Regions from separate parts of the Homo sapiens genome. Here region 2 is linked to region 1. Evidence: read pairs that join two places in POLR2A ChIA-PET (ENCODE). Cell type or tissue: OCI-LY7. All regions are shown on one strand. Each heading gives the region's core, and the rest is flanking DNA. Links, peaks and the distances in the headings are about the cores only. Region 1 has its middle 65 kb from the start of MPP7-DT. Region 2 overlaps MPP7 (MAGUK p55 scaffold protein 7).

Region 1 (4,390 bases), core at 152-4,151:
GCACCATATTTTGGGGTATCGTTTGCTGATCCCCAACATGTATGCAGTGTTTACATATAATTTGCTTCTATCTTTATAGACTGGGGTGTATAATCCAGTGGTTTTCAGATTTGCTTTCATTGTTACTATTTAAAAAGCTAAAGGGTACAACGTTCATTATTTGGGTGATGGGTAAGCTAGAAGTCCAGTCCCACCAGGATGCAACACACCCATGTAACAAACATGCACGTGCACCCCCTGAATCTAAAATAAAATAGCTAGAAGCTGGGCGTGACTGTTCATACCTGTAATCCCAGCACTTTGGGAGGCTTGGGCAGGTGGATTGCTTGAGCTCAGGAGTTCAAAACCAGCCTGGGCAACATAGCAAGACCCCATCCCTACAAAAAATACAAAACTTAACCAGGTGTAGTGGTGCACACCTGTGGTTCCAGCTACTCAGGAGGCTGAGGTGGGAGGATAGCTGGAGCCTGGGAGGTTGAGGCTGCAGTAAGCCATAATTGCACCACTGCACTCCAGCCTGGGTGACAGAGCAAGACCCTGTGTCATAAAAAATAAAAATAAAAATAGATAGAAAGTCTTATAATTTTCTTTTTCTTCTCACCCACCCATGACATTAATCTAGAATTAGGTGGAGCAGGCAAAAGAGGAGAGATTGGGCCCCTGGGAATTTGTACCGAGTCGCAAATGGCTCATGAGTTACTGAGAACCCTCACTGGAGAACACGTGCCTTGTGGAAACCCTCTTGTGATATAAGCAGCAGGGGCACCCCTGCCAGTTTCAAAATCGTGTGACAAATGGACACAGACCTGTGCCCCCCACTGTCAGAGCCTATCTGCTCTCTACAGGGGCTTCCTTTTGAAGAGTCAAGCTTCTTGCCAAGCTATCTTTCAGCCAAAAACCATTTTCCTCTAGTTTACAGGAAAAAGAGGAAGAAAAAGCCCACCCATCCTTTTCTGGGTTGATTATTTTCCATTTGAAATTAACGAGCTTCCCACGATGAAGCCAAGTTGTTTTGTTCGGATAATGAAATTGCATTTTTGCTTCACACGCAGCAATTCAAACTAACGTGGGCTCCAGCCATTTAGGGAACAGGTCCTTAGTATGGCCAGAAAGAAGGAATGCTACTGTTTTACAGAGATAAAAGTTACATTCAAATTCCTCTCTGAATTTCCCTGCGTATCATGGACAGACAAACTTACAGAGAGACTTTGTTTGTTTTTTGTTTTTTGAGACAGTTCTTTCTCTGTCGCCAAGGCTGGAGTGCAGTGATGCAATCGTGGCTCTCTGCAGCCTTCAATTCCCAGGCTCAAGTCATCTTCTCAGGTTCCCGAATAGCTGGGACTACAGGTGCAGCACCATGCCCGGCTAATTTTTTTACTTTTGTAGAGACAGGGTCTCACTATGTTGCCGAGACTGGTCTCAAACTCGTGGCCTCAACTGATCCTCCCGCCTCAGCCTCCCAAAGTACTGGCATGAGCCACTTTGCTTGGCACAGAAATACTTTAAATATTTACCCAGGATATTTCAAATATGAATCTGTACTTGACGTGTCTACAAGTGGCTGGCTAGTGTTTCCAAAGACGCACTGAAAACGTTGAAAAAATAAAATGGCGACTCCGGATAAGGTATCTGTCACCATGCTATGTTGCACAGAATGCTCACAGGAAAAGCCACACTGCTCTGTGACATTATGATCAAGGAACACGTGCTGAGTGGAGGCTCAGACCATATGGGCCTGTGCATATGGTAATCATTAAAGACTCACAGCTTACAAGAGTAACTGACAGAAAAAATATATATAGTGAGAGTCTCAGTGGTATAAATTCCTCTCTAGACCTCCCACCATATGGGGATATTTAAGTCAAAAGAATTAAGCATCAGAGCTAGAAGCTATTCCTGCACACAAGTAGAAACTACTTTCAGTGAGCAGAATCAGGAAATACGATGACTTGTCTACTCAGGCACATACTTAAAGAAAGTACCCAAACCGAAGGAACTAGAAAGACTTTCGCTTCTTTTGAAAAGAAGGGAAGTGGTGAGTGAGCTTCGGCATTCAGCCCCACCCAAAGAGCTCCCCAGACCTGGGCCACAGTGTCAGGAAATTGCAGCAGAGAGTTCAGAGAGACAGGACTAGGTCCAGCAAAGGAAAAATGATTAAGGGGTCAAAGACAGGGATAAAAGTGGCTTTTTTTCCCCAAATATTGAGTTGGAGTCTTTATTTTTATTTTGTATTTTTATTTATTTTTATTTTTTGAGACGGAGTCTCGCTCGTTAGCCCAGGCTGGAGTGCAGTGGCACAATCTCAGCTCACTGCAACCTCTGCCTCCTGGATTCAAGCAATTCTCCTGCCTCAGCCTCCTGAGTAGCTGGGATTACAGGTACGCACCACCACACCCAGCTAATTTTTGTATTTTTGGTAGAGACGAGGTTTCACCATGTTAGCCAGACTGGTCTTGAACTCCTGACCTCATGTGATCCACCTGCCTTGGCCTCCCAAAGTGCTGGGATTACAGGCATGAGTCATCCTGTCTGGCCAACTTGGAGTCTTGAATGAAAAATAAGAGATACATTTTCAAATTCATGCAAAGTGCAAGCATTTATCTTTGGTAAGCATGGGTTTGCAATCTGAAGAATCTGTAGATTTTTCAGGTGAAGATGAGCAGAGTAGGAAGCAAATATTGTACTTTGACCGATTTTTTTTTTTTTTTTTTTTTGAGACGGAGTCTCACTCTGTCACCAGGCTGGAGTGCAGTGGCACAATCTCAGCTCACTGCAACCTCCACCTCCTGGGTTCAAGCCATTCTCCTGCCTCAGCCTCCTGAGTAACTGGGACTACAGGTGTGCACCACCGCACCCAGCTGATTTTTTTGTATTTTTAGTAGAGACGGTTTCACCATGTTGGCCAGGATGGTCTCGATCTCCTGACCTTGTGATCCACCTGCCTTGGCCTCCCAAAGTGCTGGGATTACAGGCGTGAGCCACCGCGCCCTGCTGGCCAATTTGATTTTAAGCAAAAGGTTTCATTTTGTTACATACCTCACCGTGCTCTGGCCACATCCTAGAAGATGGTGACACCATAAGAAGGGGCCAGAACACATCCTGAAGCAATATACTAGTCACTGTCACCTTCACCCCCATGCCTCAGAAAGTAAATTTACACCCCACCAGGGAGCAAAATTACACTCACATACACAAAACATGAAACGCCGAAGCATCCTATTGTGGAAGTCAGTTTTAACATAAGAAGAAAAGTCTATGCCTTCAAGAAATATTTATTAGGGCTGGGCCCAGTCCCTCATGCCTGTAATCCCAACACTTTGGGAGGCCAAAGTGGGAGGATCACGTAAGGCCAGGAGTTTGAGACCAGCCTGGGCGACATAGCAAGACTCCATCTCTAAAAAAATAAAATAAAAATTAGCCAGACAGGGGCTGGGCGCGGTGGCTCACACCTGTAATCCCAGTACTTTGGGAGGCTGAGGCAGGTGGATCACGAGGTCAGTAGGTCTCTACTAAAAATACAAAATTTAGCCAGATGTGGTGGTGCGCATCTGTAGTCCCAGCTACTCGGGAGGCTGAGGCAGGAACATTACTTGTACCTGGGAGGCGGAAGTTGTAGTGAGCCGAGATTGTGCCACTGCACTCCAACCTGGGTGACAGAGTGAGACTCCATCTCAAAAAAAAAAAAAAAAAAAAAATTAGCCAGACATGGTGGTGCACACCTGTAGTCCCAGCTACTCAGGAGGCTGAGGTGGGAGGATCACTTGAGCCAAGGAGTTTGAGGCTGGAGTGAACTATGACCACAGCACTGCACTCCCTTCTGGGCAACAAACCAAGGCCCAAAGAAAGAAAGAGAAAGAGAGAGGGAGGGAGAAAGAGAGGATGGAAGGAAGGGAGAAAGAGAGAAAGAGAAAGGAAAGAGGGAAGGAGGGAAGGAAGGAAGGAATGAAGGAAGGAAGCAAGCAAGCCAGGTGGTGGGTAGTGGAAACAGTGAGTGCAAAGGCCCTGGGGTAGGAGGTATGTGCTTGAGGAACAGCAAGAAGGCATGCAGGGCTGGAGTGGAGTTAGTAACAATGAGTTCATTTCACCTGAAGTCTCCCTTTTAAGCAATGAAATTGAATGCCAAAGAAGTGAATTACCTAATTAATTGTAGCTTCTATCCAAAATGATAAGTGGTAGCAAACCTGAATTCACACCCTCAGTCCTTGGCAGAACCATGCTAAGTCTTCTGGGACTGTTGCTAGTCCATCTGGTGCCTTTGGGCAAATTAGAAAATGGTGTTCCTTCCTCCAGGCAAAGGCCGCTGCATGACCAGGTGCACTACTTGGCAGATGGTGCTTGGCCTGGACTTCACCTGTCATTTGCCCCCACAGTCAGGCACTCTCAGCTGGGC
Region 2 (4,390 bases), core at 293-4,292, 86 kb before region 1:
CTGATTCTCAAGCCCCTGATATAAAATAACCCAGTGTTTGCAAATAACCTGTGCATATCCTCCTGCACACTTTAAATCATCTCTAGATTACTTACAATACCTAATACAATGCAAATGCTATGTAAATAGTTGTTATATTGTTTGGGGAATCATGACAGAAAAAAAGCCTGGACATATTCAGTACAGAAAGAACCATTCATTTTTTTGTTAGTATTTTTTATCTGCAGTTGGTTGAATTCCCTGATGCAGAACCCATGCATACAGGGGCCTGACGGTATAGTGATGTCATATGCAGTCCAAATTTCAGGAACAGAATTCCTTTTAACAGGGCTTAGGCATAAAAAAAATGGTGTGATTTCTAGTACTCTTGACTCCAGATTAATAAATAGCAACAGAGTAATAAAGTTTCCCAGAATCTAGACTCCTAAAGGCAGGCTAGGGCGCAGCCTAGAGGAGGTGCAACAGCCAAGACCCTGATCATCTCAGACCCTGGGAAAGCGCAGGCCAGACAAAGGTCACATGCGACCTCCACATAACAGGGTCAAAACTGTCCCATGAGAGACAAATGGGCATGTGCCTGGCAAAGCAATACAGGGTGCCAATTTAGACAAAAAGAGAAAGAAAAATGCATGCCTTGTACACATTCCTGTGTCTGACTAGAGTGGAGGGTATGTAAAAGAAAAACAAGAGTAATGGAAAATACCATATACAGGCCTCAATATGACAGGCTTTGAAAGGCAAACTGAGTAATTTAGACTCAGTGTGGTAGAGTAGATCCAAAGAATAAATGGTCATTTCTTCTTTTTTTTTCTTTCTTTTTTTTGAGACAGGGTCTCACTCTGTCACCGGGGCTGGAATGCAGTGGTGCAATCTCTGCTCACTGCAACCTCTGCCTCCCAGGTTCAAGCAATTCTCCTGCCTCAGACCCCCAAGTAGCTGGGATTACCAGCGCACGCCACTACACCTGGCAAATTTTTGTATTTTTTGTATTTTTAGTAGAGATGGAGTTTTGCCACATTGGCCAGGCTGGTCTCAAACTCCTGATCTCAAGTGATCCACCCACCTCGGCCTCCCAAAGTGCTGGGATTACAGGCGTGAGCCACTGCACCAGGCCTAATGGTCATTTCTAAAAAGGAAGATGACTTCTGTACCAACATTCTGTACACACAATGAAGTGGTAATGAGTATCTGCTCAAAGAAGGTAGCAGCAGTAACTCAGAGAGACAAATGACAACATGAGATTCTATGAGTAGGAAGAGATGACAATATCAGGTTATTGACCAGATAGCAGAGACAGAAAAAATAAAAACAGCTTTTTTAGGGTATTTACCAACAATACTGTTAATTAATAATAGCAATTAGCATTTACTGACCTTTGGTATGTGCCAGGCACTGCACTAAATACTTCTAATGTGTTATCGGATTTAATTCTCACTACCAACTTTTGTGGTAGGTACTCTAATTAGCCTGTTTCAGTTAAGAAAATGGAGGTTTGGAGAGAATAAATAACTTGTCTAAATTCATAAAACCAGCAATAAGCAGGGCTGGAATTTAGAAGCCAACATGTCTAGTTTTACGGTCCACATTCTTAACCATTAGGACGTATGGCCCTAACGTTTTCAGTTGCATGCCGAGGGCAGTGTACACCAATTAAGCAAGGAAGACAGCTGTGGAAACCAGCGTTGCAGGACACTGGAAGGCTACAAGCAGAGTCATCGTTAAGAAGAACACCCACCTTTCTTTCTCTTCACAATGAGGCTTTTGGCCTTGGAGAAGCTAAATTTTGTTCAAAGCCTAGGAGAACCTGCTGTTTATGAACATTCCTGTAAAAGGAAGTGCACAGGTGGTTCCTGTTAGTTCCATTGGCACTGTGATGTAATCTCTGACATTATCACAGACAGCTGTGTGCCTCACAGGGCACCAAGGGGCCAGAGAAAACTACACCTCAGTATATTGTCTCTTTTCCAGCAAATGTGGCTGCCCGCTTCCAGGGCAGTTCAGCAACCTTGGCTGATAAAATAGGAACCTGAGCCTCATCTACAGTGGATCTGGGAATGTTCTCTTCCTATCAATTTGTGTACCACTTAAAAATGCTTACAGCTGGCTTTGGAGGAAGAGCGGTTAAAATCAAACGTACTCACTCTGAGACATTCAAATATCCAGGATATAGCCACTGAGCAACTGCAAATTTGCTACAGCAAATTAGGGCTCAGGTGGATTCACTGAACTGGAGCTCATTAAAGCCACAGGCAGTTTAGAAGCCACTCAGACAGAAATGAGAGCTGAAACCAAGACAATGGGCAAACGCACAATTGGGGCGGTGGGGGTGAGTAAGTGGGAAAAGGACTGAAGACACTCCCACAATTAAAGGACAGGAGCGTAAAGAAAAACAGTGGCAGAAACCAAGAAGAAACCAGAAATGGAGGAACTAAGCTCCCCATCTCCAGTCATCAAATCTTCTCCCTTACACTGTTCGGATCTGTGTTACTCCTCAGTTCAACCCCTCGCTATTGCCTGCTTGTTCTGTGTCGGTGACCTCCTCCCAACCTGACCCCCACAACAACAACATAGTGAATTAACTGAACTCCATATATGATTATGACATGACTGGAAAGTTCTATAGCCTGTGTCTCAACCTGAGGTACGGTGTGTGGATAGGGGTAGGCATTAAAAAAAGATACCTTTTTCTGGTGTGTCAGTTGCGCACAGTGGAAAGTAACTTTTAATCTTTTACATGAAACATAAAATTTCATAACAATGTCATGCCTGCAGTGGGCTACTTTTCAATGTGACCCAGTCTTCTCCTGGGAAGAGGTGCACGTTGGTGGAGTAACTTAAGGCACTGGCCAAAATAGGTGAAACTTGTGCTTATCCAAATTATGTGAAGGAGCCAAAGAAAGAAAGATTAAAGATCCATAAAGGGGAGGAAATTTCCAATATGAATTCAAATCCTACAGTTCTTACACACTGGTCTCTGATGTATAGGAGAATGGGTAACCTGGGTTTGAATCCTGGCTCTACCAGTTCCTAGTTATATGACCCCAAAGGCAAATTACCTAACTTCTCCCTGACTCCATTTTTCTACTTGTAAATGTAAATGGAATACTCAAAGAGCTGAATTAAGCATGGACATCTAGGGAGGGTTTGCATAACACAGCACCTGGCATACTGTAAAGAACCAAGAAATGACCGCTCTTAATCTGTAAACACCAAGTTCATACCACTCTATTAAAACATTCCAAAGCTTTTGTTTTTTGTGAGACAGAGTCTCACTCTTCCACTCAGGCTGGAGTGCAGTGGCGCAATCTCAGCTCACTGCAGCCTCTGCCTCCTGGGTTCAAGCTATTCTCCTGCCTCAGCCTCCCAAGTAGCTGGGATTACAGGCGCCCGCCACCACGCCCAGCTAATTTTTGTATTTTTAGTAGAGACGAGGTTTCTCCATGTTGGCCAGGCTGGTCTCAAACTCCTGACCTCAAGTGATTCACCCACCTCGGCCTCCCAAAATGCTGGGATTACAGGGGTGAGCCGTCACGCCCAGCCCCCAAAGCTTTTTTTCCATCCAAAATTGTTATTAGACAGGAAAATGTCTATTTTGATAAGCAGACTTGCCATATCATACACAGCCTGTCCCAAAGGATACTTTTAGCTCCATATGCAAAAATAAGACTAAATTTAAATACCCAGTTTCAGACCCATCTGGAAATTAGAAGCACCCAGGATAACAGAAGCCAAGTCAAAATCACTTTAGTTATCATTTATTAAGTGTAAGACACTGAACTGAAAACAACTGAAATCATTTATTAAGTGTAAGACACTGAACTGAAAACAACTGAACAGATCTTGGTGGTGAGATTAATAGTTGGTATGAACACCAATGATTAAGTAAAGTACTTTACTGAGGATACCACTCTGAAATGCACATGAAAGGAAGCACACAGGAAAAACCAGTGTCACCAAGATCCCTGCTGATCAAGGACAGCTGTTAACTGGTTCCCAGGAGGGGTACACAAATGTACACAGACATTTATATAATCTTCTGTTGTCTAGGCACCAAGTCTTGTGTATTCAGTAATCACTCAAATCATGAGAAGGAATTCAGGGAGGGAGCAGCAGCTTAAAAACAGGTCTGGCCTGAAGCAGGAGGACCTGTTTCAAGTCACAGGCAGCATTAGCAGGAAGAAGCCAGTGAAGTCTGCAGCTGAAGACTGAAGAAAGTTGCCTTCCCTTCCTTTCTCCTCTCACCCTAATTCCAATAGGACCTCTTCAGTCTCATCTGACTGCCCCCTCTACATAATAGGTTTCACTGACTGCTTCCATTTTTTCCGAAGAAAACTTTATCTTATTGTCTATCAGACATTTCTCAAAATTATGAATTTTAAAGTGGGGGGAA

The links. ChIA-PET counts read pairs that join two places held together with the same protein. Peaks named below come from ENCODE experiments on the same cell type or tissue, not always from the same donor. Only the 100,000 strongest peaks of a DNase experiment are listed, where the experiment ranks them.
Region 2: POLR2A ChIA-PET joins it to region 1 with 5 read pairs; 4 of 35 experiments call an interaction of 5 or more read pairs at or near these places.

The regions. Positions count from the first base shown.
Region 1 is chr10:28,366,353-28,370,742 of GRCh38, forward strand. No RefSeq gene overlaps it. Among named protein-coding and RNA genes, the nearest start is that of MPP7-DT, 65 kb to the left of the region's middle. In OCI-LY7, for the core only: no CTCF peak of the experiment used is centred there; a DNase peak (open chromatin) is centred at 2,009; H3K4me3 peaks cover 493 bases; H3K27ac peaks cover 2,168 bases.
Region 2 is chr10:28,280,275-28,284,664 of GRCh38, forward strand. The region is part of intron 1 of MPP7 (MAGUK p55 scaffold protein 7); the gene reads right to left. Among named protein-coding and RNA genes, the nearest start is that of MIR8086, 6.9 kb to the right of the region's middle. In OCI-LY7, for the core only: a CTCF peak has its summit at 425; DNase peaks (open chromatin) are centred at 1,887, 2,237 and 4,067; H3K4me3 peaks cover 3,399 bases; H3K27ac peaks cover 4,000 bases.